2 separate regions of the Homo sapiens genome follow, and region 2 is linked to region 1. A link is a contact called in ENCODE Hi-C or POLR2A ChIA-PET data. All regions are on one chromosome and are shown on one strand. Each heading gives the region's core, a stretch centred on a gene start or an enhancer-like site at or near the end of the contact. The rest is flanking DNA. Distances are from core to core; before and after follow the strand shown.

What was found. Hi-C counts contacts between places; a loop is a spot of excess contacts on that map. ChIA-PET counts read pairs that join two places held with the same protein, here RNA polymerase II (POLR2A). Pooled maps may share reads with other maps.
Region 2: a map of right lobe of liver shows a loop between it and region 1 (2.9-fold over the local background). The contact joins the enhancer-like site here to the promoter of ST3GAL6-AS1 in region 1. A Hi-C loop is called at or near these places in 49 of 168 maps with a recorded cell type or tissue (CD14-positive monocyte, Caco-2, Calu3 and 27 more), 13 of 37 single-sample maps with no recorded cell type and 29 of 50 pooled maps. POLR2A ChIA-PET finds 5 or more read pairs at or near these places in 8 of 52 experiments (GM12878, HEK293, HepG2 and 5 more).

The regions. Positions count from the first base shown.
Region 1 is chr3:98,731,401-98,737,734 of GRCh38, forward strand. ST3GAL6-AS1 (ST3GAL6 antisense RNA 1) reads right to left here and starts at 1,251. Exons shown (of 5, transcript NR_046683.1): 1 at 1,026-1,251. It also overlaps a transcript of ST3GAL6 not described here. RefSeq lists enhancers at 717-1,465, 1,466-2,213.
Region 2 is chr3:98,782,354-98,788,675 of GRCh38, forward strand. ST3GAL6 (ST3 beta-galactoside alpha-2,3-sialyltransferase 6) reads left to right here. Exons shown (of 10, transcript NM_001323368.2): 6 at 2,592-2,687; 7 at 5,683-5,869; 8 at 5,973-6,110. It also overlaps the pseudogene PDLIM1P4. Among named protein-coding and RNA genes, the nearest start is that of ST3GAL6, 22 kb to the left of the region's middle. Within about 2 kb of position 4,363, at least 2 of the 41 ENCODE cell types and tissues checked have a DNase peak (open chromatin) inside an H3K27ac peak, as active enhancers do; they include CD14-positive monocyte and right lobe of liver, where a contact is called at or near this core.

The DNA.
Region 1 (6,334 bases), core at 1-2,500:
ACCTCGTGATCCGCCCGCCTCGGCCTTCGAAAGTGCTGGGATTACAGGTGTGAGCCACGGCGCCCGGCCATTTTTTTTTTAAAGTAAGGTTGGGAAAACAACAAATGATACCTCCTAGGGCTGTTATTACAATTAAGACAAATACCAGAGCACTTTGGCAGGTGGAGGCGAGCGGATCATTTGAGGTCAGGAGTTCGAAACCAGCCTGGCCAACATAATGAAACCTCATCTCTACTAAAAATACAAAAATTAGCTGGGAGTGGTAATCCCAGCCTGTAATCCCAGCTACTCGGGAGGCTGAGGCAGGAGAGTCGCTTGAGCCTGGGAGGCAGAGGTTGCAGTGAGCCAAGATCATGCCCCTGTACCCCAGCCTGGGTGACAAAGCAAGATTCTGTCTCAAAAAAAAAAAAAAAAAAAAGGACAAATACCAGAAAGCCCATCACAGATGAAGGACTTTGTTCCAGTTCGTGACACATTGCCAACTTTGAATTACATCCAAGTCCGTGGGTCTTCTCTCTGGGGTCAATTGATGGCACGTGATTACACTGCTCAGGGCCCAAAGGTTGGAGCTATGACTTGAATGTTTCTAGACAAGGAATTATTTGACAAACACACTTTAAAAAGTATTCAGAGCCATCCAAGTAAGAGGACATTAATAACGTAGGGTTTTGCCTATGGAGAGAAAAGAAAACGCAAACAGCACGTTCCACCTTCGTTCTCCCTAAAGTAATTTATCTCCTTCAAAAGATAAAAAGTACGAACACATTTGCCCTTGAAGGGCAGAGCCCCGGAATTCAGGAGCTCTCTGAACACTCCTCCCCTTCTGATAGGGACCAAACCTTCTGCTGAGCCTTGTGTCACAGTCAGTCCGCGGCGCCACAAGCCTCAGTGTTTACTTCTGCCGCCTGCCAGCCGGGCGGGGAAGGGGAGTACCCGGCCACCCCTCACTTTAGCTCCTGCAGCTTTCCAAACAAACCAGGGCGGGATGGGAGTGTCTTCTTGGCTGTGGAAATCGATCCTCCTACCTTGTCCTGAAGCCACCCGCCGCCTTTCCTCGTCCCTCCCTTCGCGGTGATTTTCCGGTCCCGGCGCCCGGCGAGGGCGCGCGGCTGGTGTCCGCCCCGCCCGAAAGGTAGGGGTTCGGCTGTGCTCCCGCCTGGTCCCCAACGCCTCACCCTCCGGGAGACCCGCAGCCTCCCACCACTTTGCACCTTCCTCCTCGAATTTGGGGGCGGCCACCGTGCAACTGGCGCCAGCCGCGGAGCAGGAGGAGCTTCCCGCGACTCCGGAGGCGCTCGGCGCAGTCGCCCGGGATTGGGGCTGGCGGGAGCCTGAGACTCCGGGCAGGGCTGCTCCCTCCTCTGCTCCCCCGCCAGATCCGCGGGGAAGGAATCGTGCCCGCGCCGCCCCTGGCCCGCGCCACCTTCCTTTGGTTTCTGCCGGCCTCGGGCTTCTGCGGCCCGATGTGGCAGGCGCCGCGAGAGAGGCAGCAGCCGGCTGGAGCAGCGGCCCCTCAGGTCTCGGAGCCCGGTGCGCCTCTGCGGTCGTCGCTCCTGGGCCTCGGCGGGTCACTCTTGCCGGCCGGCTTCGCTGCGGGTTTGCACTGCCCGGGTGAGGGAAATTGGGGGTGCGGGAAGACCGGTCTGGGCCGGGGTCCGGGCGGCCTGGGGTCTGTGCTGCCCCGACCCTCCGGCTTTGCAGCCTCTGAGGCTCAGGGTTGGGGGTGGGGACACGGAGCGCTGTTTGCCCCTCCACATATCCTGCCAGCACCAAGGAGGTGGCGTGCGGAGGCGTAAAGGGACCATGGGCGCTGGGACCCGCGAGCCAGCCGGCGTGCGCCGCAGCCACCGCCGAGAGGGCACCCGGGGATCCTGGAGCCCCAGTGAAGGGCGGGAGGGACGCGCAGCCTCGCGGGTAAGCCCAGGAGCCGTGGGGGCCGAGAGAATCTGCTCTGGGACCCTCTTTTGTCGAATCGCCGGCGAGGTTGTGCAATTGGGAAGCCAAGAGGAGTGTCCAGCTCCTCGTTCACTATTGTTTTCTTGTAAAAGGGTCTGTACGCGAGGAGGGTTGAGGGGTCTGGAAGGTTCTGGTCTCTTACCGTATAAAGTTTTTCGAGAAACCCTTTTTCCCTCCACAATGGAACTAGACCTAACAAAACAAGCTCCGAGGCAGTTTAGGAGAAAGGAGGACGGTGAGTAAATTGCAGTGTTTGGGCTGCTGTTAATTTTCAAGATAAGGGAGAAGCAACTTGTCATTTTGAGGCCGCCGGCTCCGGAGATCCCGGCAATCTCAAGCCTCTTTCTTGTGTGCTGTTATTTTGGCTTAAAAGAAAACCTATAAAAAGCGACGCCCAGAAACCAAAAACAAACCCAAAGCACCTTCTTTTAGGATTTTTCAGTAGCGAGGGTTGGCGGGGACAGTGGGGAGGAGCAGGAGGGGGAGAAGAGGTTGCTGTTGAAAGGTAATGTTTAAAAACAGTGTGTGGGGGTAGGGATGAAAATAACGTGGTGACTGCTAGTGTATCAGAAATCACACCGAGTCTAAAGTCGTAAGTCCCATTTGCCTTACGAGGACCAGCTGGGTGCTGTGAGTAGGTGGATAGTTAAGGAAACTGTAGATCTGCTGAAAGCTCCTCGTGGTCTGTGGTCTCGTGTCCACGCTGACCTTTGAACCTCGTAACTCTTCGGGTCTCCAGCGGCCACCTCTTTTAGGCTAGCCCGAATGTTTGACTTTCCGGTCCTCAATCTTCCTCACCTAGCTGCAGACCATAAAACTGTCTTTTTATTTACAGGGAGATGTTAAATATTTGGGAACATCTGCTCAGGCTGCCAGGTTATTTTCCGTTTGAAAGCATGCCGATTTGACATTTGCAAGTTGGTTTATGTTGCTTCCTTTTTGTTTCACTAAGAACGCTTTTCATACCAAGATCTGCGAAAAACGATGCCCTTAGACTGTTATTTAGTTTATTGTCTCTGAGTAAGGCCAAATTCCACAGAGGGTCTTTGGATAATGGCAACTTTGCTTATAAGAAGATAATTTTTCTAGAAAGTGTTGCATTGGTCTGGTTTCCTAAGCTGTTCTTGTGGTCATGTAGACTGGGAGGGGAGATCTTCATTCCTTGTGATGTCGCTTTCCTTGAATTGTATTTTTACTATAGTTCCACAATGTCTCAGTCCCAGATTGCACCATATGTTGTTTACATGGTGCAGTAAAATGGGACTGCAATTTTGACTACATTTCAGTAGATTTGTTGGAGATAGTTTGTTCTTATGCCCTATATCAATAATAATAATAAAAAACCTTTGAGGCTCAAGAATAGACAGTATTGACAGAATAATACCATTAAGAGACATACCATTTAAAAACATTAGTCTGTCTCCTGTGAAATTGTAAATCGTAGGTGTTCTCATTCAGTGGCAGACGACTGGATTTCACAGCAGTTTTCTTCTGTTGGAGACATTTCTGTGTTCCACATCATGTGGAACCTTATGGGAGAAGACGTGAGTAATGCCATGTTTCCCGCATTTCCCTGATAAGCATCATCTGCTAACCATGCAGACTGCCAGATGGCTTCCATGGAAATTGTGCTTCCATCCAGGAGTGGTGACCAGAGATCTGTTTAGTATGCATTTTAGGTGATGCTTATTGAGAAGGTGAAGGAAGCATGGAACTCCTATTTGGCACCCACTCTGATTTTTGGTGTGTTCTCATATGCTATTTTATTTAATCTTCCTGACAAAACTCCTGCAAGAAAGGAATTTTTAGCCCCATTTTATAGCTTAAAAAACCAAGATTGCCTTAGGTTGAGTTGCAGTGGCTCACATAAAGGTTTGACTCTACCTCTGCCTACACCATCCCAGGAATCCTCTGCAGTATACATTCTGCACAAATTCTTCCATTTCCTGTGCATATCTTTCTCCTTTGCCTGGCATATCCTCCATTTATATATACCTTGGTCTGAATATGCCTTTCTAGTTATCCCCAGGCTGGGCTTTTTGAATAGGTGGTCTGCGTACTTTGCCTTCCTTGTGACAGCTTTAGACTTTCACCAGCCAGGAACCTTCTATCTTCTGCACATCTCTGATGTGTCACTTAGGTGATCAGGGTCTGGCGAAATCTAGGAGTTTATGCTGTCTTCAATGGGCATATTCCAAAAGTTCTTTCCTTTCTGAATACATTTTCACTGAAGCTCCTACTCAAGCTATATGTTACCTGGAAGAGGTTTTCCCAGGGTTACATCCCCACCCTCACAGTTGAAATGAAACATTCTCTCCTGTCTGTCCCAACTGTGATGGATAATAGCACACATCACACATCACAGTTTCCAATTTAACCCTTAGGGGTTAAAATGGATTTTGATTTGGAGTGAGCTTGATGCATGGAATAGAATGTATACATTGGATATTATAGTGTTTTGGTAGGAAATTTTATTTACAATTCCATATCAGGATGTCAGAAACACAATTCCCTCACCATTGTGGGATAGCTGGAGTTCTTTCCCCTGATGGTGACACCTCAGCACTGAATCAGCTGCAGTGTCTCAGACTTGGTCAGGAACTTGACTGTCGTATAATCAGGCTAAGAAGTGCTGAGATTCTGGCAGTGAGGTTATGAAAGTAAAAGATAACAGGATCAGTAAGACCTGGTTTTCTTCCTTGTGCCCATGTTTGTTTTTCTTGGAGAGCTTTTGGTCATCTAGGAGGATTGTCCAGTTTACCTTTTTACTGCCACAAACTTTTGTATCTGACCAGGGGCCTTCCTCTTCCTGCACCATTGAGATAGAGGGAAAGGAAAGCACCTAGCCCTTAGGAGATTTTCTTAAAAACATTGGAAAGCTGAGTGAAAAGTTATCTTCTCCCCCATTCTCTCTTTCCCCTTCTTATATGCTTAGCCTAAGACAAAGTATACAGATAGCATCATTGCATACTTTGCAATGTATTTAGTGCTAGGCTTTGAAAGATGGTTTAAACATTGATTTACTTTTTATTTGGTTGGGAATGGAAAGATCTTTAGGACATGATGAGAACAAGGCCCCCAGAAGAGGAGACGGCAAGGAAGCTGGAGATTCCTCCAGAGGTGGGAGGGTTATTCTCACCTTCCACAGGTTGTGGAAGCAGGCCTGGAGTTGTTATGGCTGTGGGTCAGAGTCACTATGCTGAAAGATGGGGGCAACAAGGGAGCAGAAAGTGTTTTTTTCAGTGGACTTTGGGTGATATTCCATGTGGTCATCCATGAGATGGGACTTCCCTAATGGTCAACCAACATTCACTGAATGTCCACCATGTAACAAGAGATGTTCTTGTGGGTGGGGTTGGGAGCGTGCCGTGTTGGACACAGCAAAGCCCCTGCTCTTACAGAGCTTATGTTTTATGGGGGGCAGAGTCAAAAAATGAGTTACAAATACATGAGGCATGAGTGAATTTGGGTCGTTTGAGAAACAGAAGGTGCAGTGTGAGAAGAGAGTGGTTAAGACAATATGTAGTTAAAGAAGAGTGCAAAAGACGGAGTGGGAGGAGATGTAGTCAGTAAGATAGGAAGGCAGATTTTGTGGAGTTTGAATCGTATTCTAGTTAGAATTGGCATGCCTGGAGATTTTTGATGAGAGCCTAATTCAGTCTTCACCCAGTCATGATAGGCTTTCCTGTCTCTTCTTTTTCTTTCTTTTTGAGGTGGAGTCTTGCTCTGTCACCCAGGCTGGAGTGCAGTGGCTCGATCTCCGCTCACTAAAACCTCTGCCTCCTGAATTTAAGTGATTCTCCTGTCTCAGCCTCCCAAGTAGCTGGGATTACAGGCATGCACCACCACACCTGGCTATTTTCTGTATTTTTTTTGTAGAGATGGGGTTTCGCCATGTTGGCCAAGCTGGTCTTGAACTCCTGAATTCAGGTGATCCGCCCACTTCGGCCTCCTAAAGTGTTGGGATTACAGGCGTGAGCCACCACACGCGGCCCCTTCCTGTCTCTCTGTCTCTCTTTCTCTCTCTCACACACATAAACACACAAATTTCTACCCTTAGTTGCCTTTTTTTCTTTCTACTAATTTACCATAACTGATTTCCCCTCTCTTTTCCCTAGGGCAGAGCACAGGAATATCACAAAGACAGGCAGAGCTCAGAGACGCCTATACAGTATTCCTTTTATCCTCTTGTCCTTTGATTTCAAGATGTCTCATCATCACCACTCTATTAGTATCTAGGGAGACTTGGCACAATTTTTAGATAGAAAATTATTTTTGAGATTCTTTGGCCCATTGTTAACTCACATACTTAACTAACATACAAAACAACTAAATTATGGCTTTTCTGATTAACACAGTGGCATAAAACCTGAAACCT
Region 2 (6,322 bases), core at 3,113-5,612, 54 kb after region 1:
GAAAATATCAGCAATATGATGCCCTTGGAAGCTCAGAAAAAAGTCAAAAGGCTGTACCATGACTCTCACAATAGCCAGATCTGAATATAAAATCTAGTCTCTTCTGGTGATGGAGAAAAGGAAGTGTCATCCATACAAGATGAATTTACACTCTGAACCCCAGGAGGTCCTGCACGTAGGAAGTGCCTACAATCCAAGTACCATGCTCTTTACTGCCTCTCCTGCTTCCAGCACTGTCCCTGGGGTCATCCAAACCAGTACAGTAACCCAGCTGGCCTCTCTTCTGAAAACATCTCCAACTTCAACAATACTTTGAGATACCATATTGCTGGTATTTCAAAAACTGCTGCCAGCAGGGAGGAGGCCAATGGCGTGTCCATAGATCATGTTCAGCCTCCAAGTGGTCTCATAATCAACAAAGAATCTGAAGTTTACAAGATGCTTCAGGAGAAACAGGAGTTGAATGAACCCCTGAAACAGTCTACCTCTTTCCTGATTTTGCAGGAAATCCTGGAGTCTGAGATAAAAGGGGATCTCAACAACCCTCAGGATTCAGAAGTGTTACTCAGCTCAGTCTATTACTCAGTGGCTGCATCAATTGGAAATGCTCAGAAGGTGCCCATGTGTGACAAATGTGGTCCTGGCATTGTAGGCATGTTTGTAAAGCTGCGGGGACCATCATCCCCTCCCTGAATGTTACGTGTGCACTGATTGTGACACTCACCCGAAAGAGAAGGGCTTTTTTTTTTTTTTTTTCCATCAAATCTACTGTGAAGAGCATGCCCAGGAGCAAGTCACACCACTTGAGGGTACGATGTGGTCATCATGTTCCCCAAGTGATCCAGCAGACCTGCACTGACCACCGTTCTCCAGCCAGCCTCTGCTGCAGCTAGTTCTCTAAATGTTCTGGCCTTGTCTCTTGAAAGTTCTGTACTTATTCCCCCACCCCACAACCCGCTTACCTTGGTTTTATCCCTGCTCATTGAACCTTGAGTCCCTTGTCTTGGTTAACTGACTCACACTGACTGTGTGGTGCCCGCCCACTTTTACAATGAATGGCAAACTGTTTTTGTTCAGTGTCCCCTTGCCGGCAACACTGTGTACCTTCCTCCCCTCAGTTCTTCTCTGCTGCAAATGGACATCAGCCACATTTGAACCAAATCAAATATAATATGTCTGACATTGATTTCATTTTTGCTCCATCTATAGACTCCCAGAAAAAAGAAATAAAAAAAATGCAAAGAAAATTTAAATGAACAAACAGACCCTTCTGGAACCTACTGTGACATGAGATGTGTCCACAAGGCGAGGTTTCAGGCACACACTGAAGGAGCATCTGCTGGACAGCCCTCCCCGCCCCCAAGTCCTTACCAACCTGTGCCACTGGTACTTATTTTTCTTGACTGATTAGGTAGACACTGATTTAGGCATGACTCTTTAATATTTGAGAGCATAGAGCTTCCAATTAAAATATGTTAAAAGTATTTTTTAAATTTTAAACCTTACAATCAGATGAACTGTACTACTCAAAAAAGGTAAATTTAATGAATATAGGAGTGTGTACATCATCTCCTGTTTACCTGACAAAGCCAATGCTTGGCTCTTTTAAACAGTTTCCGAATTCTCACATTCTCCATGTTTCTGGGTTCTACAGTGTTTGTACAGTTTTGCTACTCATTGATTTCCTAAAATCCTTAAGGTCTTGAGTTCATCTGGTCTGCTGATTTCACGGGTCTTAGGGAAACAGTGTTCTCTTTAGACTTTCCATGCCATGAGGGCCCTGGAAGGATAGCCTCAACAACTTTCCCTTCTGTGGTTTTGTTCCCTAGCGGGCAAGGACACAGTCTATTTTGTCATTTCTCCAGGCCTGCCTGGGTGAGGGTAAGAGCTGGGAGAGAGATGGACCAGCAACACGAAGTTCCCCTTTGTGTTCTACTTTAAAGCTGTTTGCCAGGAACACCGCGTGAACTTTTAGTTTGTATTGGTTAAGCTCCAAGGACCAGTCCATGTTTGAGAAATTGAAGTGAGCATGGGCAGGGTACAGAAAACTGCACTTTTCTCACCAGATTCCAAACTGTCCATCTCCACACTTGTGCAGCAGAGAGCCAGAGGTAGAATCTTCGAGGAGTGGGTAATGCTGGCAAAGAATGTAGACCTGCATAATGTAAAACACAAATGCAGAGTCCTATATGGAGGTGTGTTTCACAGTCTCAAGTTCTGGATCCACATGCTAGTTCCACTTTGGAGTATGACTTTAAAATGTTACATAATAGATTTCTGAACCTCTTTCTTCATTTGTATACTGGGAATATCAGGCTTACTTATCTCAATAGGTGGGTATGAGAATCAAATGAGAGAACATGTATGGGCTGATAATAGTTGCTGACAATGATATGCTCTTCCTATAGAATGTTACTCATTGAATCTTGTATCTTTTTAATACAGCTCTAGACTTGTAAGTCGCAGTTGGTTCTTTTTCTACTTGCGCAACAAGTGGAATTTGGCACTGGGTTTCTGACAGTATGCATGGATTCTTGGAATCAGTTTTGTAAAAGATGGCTCAATCTCTCACTTGTCCATCTGTCCAACAGCATACCCTGTAAAAAGTGTGTGGTGGTTGGTAATGGAGGAGTTTTGAAGAATAAGACATTAGGAGAAAAAATCGACTCCTATGATGTAATAATAAGGTAAATATATTTTCTATTTGCTACCCTAGAATTGTTTCAAAAGAATATGGTTTCTTGCCTTAATACAGCTGTGTTTTGACAGGAAGGGGAGATGTTTCCATTTGGTTTTTTTTTTATTGCACAACCTTCTCTCTTGGTTGTTGGCTAGAGTTAGACCTAGATTTCAGGTTACTCATTTAGCAAGTATTTGTTAAGTCTCCTTAGTGTGCTAGCATGCTTCTAGCCACAGGAGAGATAGCAATGGATAAGAACAATGTTTGTGCTCCCTGTGGAGGGAAGAAAATGAGTAATTAAATATATAAAAATAATAAATGCCATACATAATTTAAAAAGGATATAACAGAGAATCTTTGAATGGCTCCTTTGTAATGATTGACCACTTTGAGAAAGAGACATCTAAGCAGGGCCCAAGTGACCACACAGCAACAGCCATATGAAGATTATGGTAGAGCAGTCCAGGCAGAAAGGATGTTTGCTGCAGGGCCTCAGGAGGAGATGATCCTGAGTTTGAGAGGAGTAGCAAAGAAACCCAGTGAAGCTGGAAAGTAGCAGGCAGGGGGAGAGTGGTGGAATTGGAAGCTGAAGCGGTGAGCAAAGATCAGGCTGCATAGGACTTTGTAAGCTAGGATTAGAAACTTGGATTTTAAGTGCAACAGGAAGCTTTTTAAGGGTTTTAAGCAAGAGAACAAAGCAGTCTGGTTATGTCTTAAATATTCTGGCTGTGGCATGGACAATGGAATGTGGGGGACAAGGGTGGAAATGAAGAGGCCAATTAGGTTGCTGTATTCGGGTATAATATGATGGTGGCTTGGGACAGGATTGTTGTAGGAGAGGAAGAGATATGTGGACTGACTGAAGATGTGTTTTAGACATAGAGTTATCGGGATTTGTTGCCGTATTAGATGTGAAGAGTAATGAGAATAAAGAAATCAAGGATGCCTCCTACTCTGTTTTCAGCTTAGGAGATTGGCTGGAGAGTGGTATCATTTATTAAGTTGGGGAAGACTGGTATAGGAGCAGGTTTAGAGGAAAACCATGATATGAACATGTTAGATTTGAGATGCTTGTTAGATTTGCAGTGGGTTTGTCGAGTAGGCAGTTGGATAAACAGGTTAAAATCTTGATGGTGTGTGGCCTATAAGCTGTATTTAAACCATGGACTGGGTGAGATTTCCCAAGGAGAGACTGAGAGAGAGAGAAGAGAGTGAGGACTGAGCCTCAGAGAACTCAAAATTTAGAGGTTGAGCAAAGAAAAAGGAATGTGTAAAAGAGATGAAGAGGATCCACCAGTGAGGTAAGAAGAAAATCGGGAGAAGGTGATCACAGAAGCCAAGAGAGCAAAGTGTTCCAGGACAGAAGGAGTGACCAACTGTATCCCAGTGCTGGTGAGAGGTCATGCAAGATAAGGACAGAGTGGTGACCATTGGACTGGTGACCTGAGGCTCATTGACACTCCCAATAAAAGCAGGCTTAGAGGCGTGATGTGGCAAGAAGCCCGGCTGGACTAGGTCGAAGAGGGAATGCAGAGAATGTACACCTGAATGTACAGATGAAGATGTAGAGAAACCAATGTAGTCCAGGGATTTTGCTTCAAAGAGGAGTTGAGAAATCAGATGGCAGTTAGAGATGGTTATGCAATCAGGGTTTTTTTTTTGTTTGTTTTCTTCTTTTGAAAAGATTGGAGGCACTATAGTACATTGGTTAACTGGTGGAAATGAGAAAGAGATTGGGGTGGTAAAAGAGAGGGGAAGGGGGTTCAGAACACAAGTGTGGTTAATGTTTCATAATGGAAAGGAGAGCCAGGATTGTGGTTACAACTACCAAGAGTCCCTCTGATGTAGTGAGGGGAAAATACGGACCTTTCTATCTCTATTTTTTTAGTGAAAGGTCAAGATAAGGTCATCATCTGGGATAAGTGTGTGTGTGTGTGTGTGTGTGTGTGTGTTAGGAGTAGCTATGAATAGTTTAAAGAATGGCAAAGTTAGCATACTGAGGCAATACATTAGGATGGTTTGGCAGCTTTGGGGGTTTTGTGGGGTTACAAGCTGCCTAGGGTTTCTGCATGGTGAGGTCACCTTATTTTCTGTTTACTATCCATTTTGAGGAAGCTGTGATAATTTACCTACAAAACAATTTTGAAGCAATCACAGGTTTCTCTACCCATAATTGTCTAAATCTGATAATTTAGAGCCACAGGAAACCCTTGCAGGAAAATATCATGGGTACAACATTTTGAAAGTCATCTCAAGTGTTAATAAGTCTGTTCGTCTTATATTACGTAGAGTCAGTAGCAAAGGGCAAAACAGTATTTATCTCTTTGGGGACACTGTTTTGGAAACAAAGCATTTCTTTTTTTATAGCATGGCTTCATAATGTGTGCATAAATAGTGCATGTCCAACCTTGGCTTTCAGCATACACAAACCCAACAGTAGATCCTTTGTGGTTCTTTAGTTTACTCTAGCAATAGACATTCATTTGGTTGTGCTTGAATATAATATAGCAGATTTATATTGTTAACCTTATTTCAGAGTACAACAATTTTGATGGGTCTTTAAACCAACTTAAATGTGATTCTTCTTACCTGTCAGTCACACACATCCATGTGCTACATGACTGTGTGGCTTTGAGCAAGTAATTTTCTCTCCAGGGGTTTGTCCTCCAAGTTCTCTTTCAACTCTGGTATCCTGTGGCTCTGTGTTCCCACTTTTTTAAATTTAGTCTTCAGTTCCCCTGGAGGTAAGACTGAATTATCATTGGCTCCACAATTAATTTTCAAATACAAATGAACATTTCTGCCTTTGATCAACCAACTATTTCATGAAAAGGAATGATCTCCTTGGCCATTATGTGTGAAAGATTGATCTATTGCTTTGTGGCTTCAGAGCACAGGATAAAAGGCTGATGTTTGTCCAACTCTGAAACCTCTGAGAACTGTGATGGGAATGGCAGATACTGCACTTGGTCTACATATCTTGTATGTTTTACTATCCACAGAATGAATAATGGTCCTGTTTTAGGACATGAAGAAGAAGTTGGGAGAAGGACAACCTTCCGACTTTTTTATCCAGAATCTGTTTTTTCAGATCCTATTCACAATGACCCTAATACGACAGTGATTCTCACTGCTTTTAAGCCACATGATTTAAGGTGGCTGTTGGAATTGTTGATGGGTGACAAAATAGTAAGTAGGCAAAATTGTTCTGCCTTCAGATTACCTTTAGTGCTTTTTTTCCTTAAAAAACAGACAGCCACACTGTTCTATTCTCTATATTTTTTACTTTCAGAACACTAATGGTTTTTGGAAGAAACCAGCCTTAAACCTGATTTATAAACCTTATCAAATCCGAATATTAGATCCTTTCATTATCAGAACAGCAGCTTATGAACTGCTTCATTTTCCAAAAGTGTTTCCCAAAAATCAGGTATGTATTTATCTCTGCATGGTTTCAAACTACAGATCTGGCTGAGGTAGGATAGAGGGTCCTGGGAACTCTCAGAAACTGTATGAGAACCACAGCTCATGAGATGATTTCTGAGGGCCATCTCTGAGTTAGTAAAAGTAGTTATCTATGGATATTATCTTTATGTTTTTCATTTATGTTGCAAGGAAATGTAATTTTAAGTTGGGTTTTTT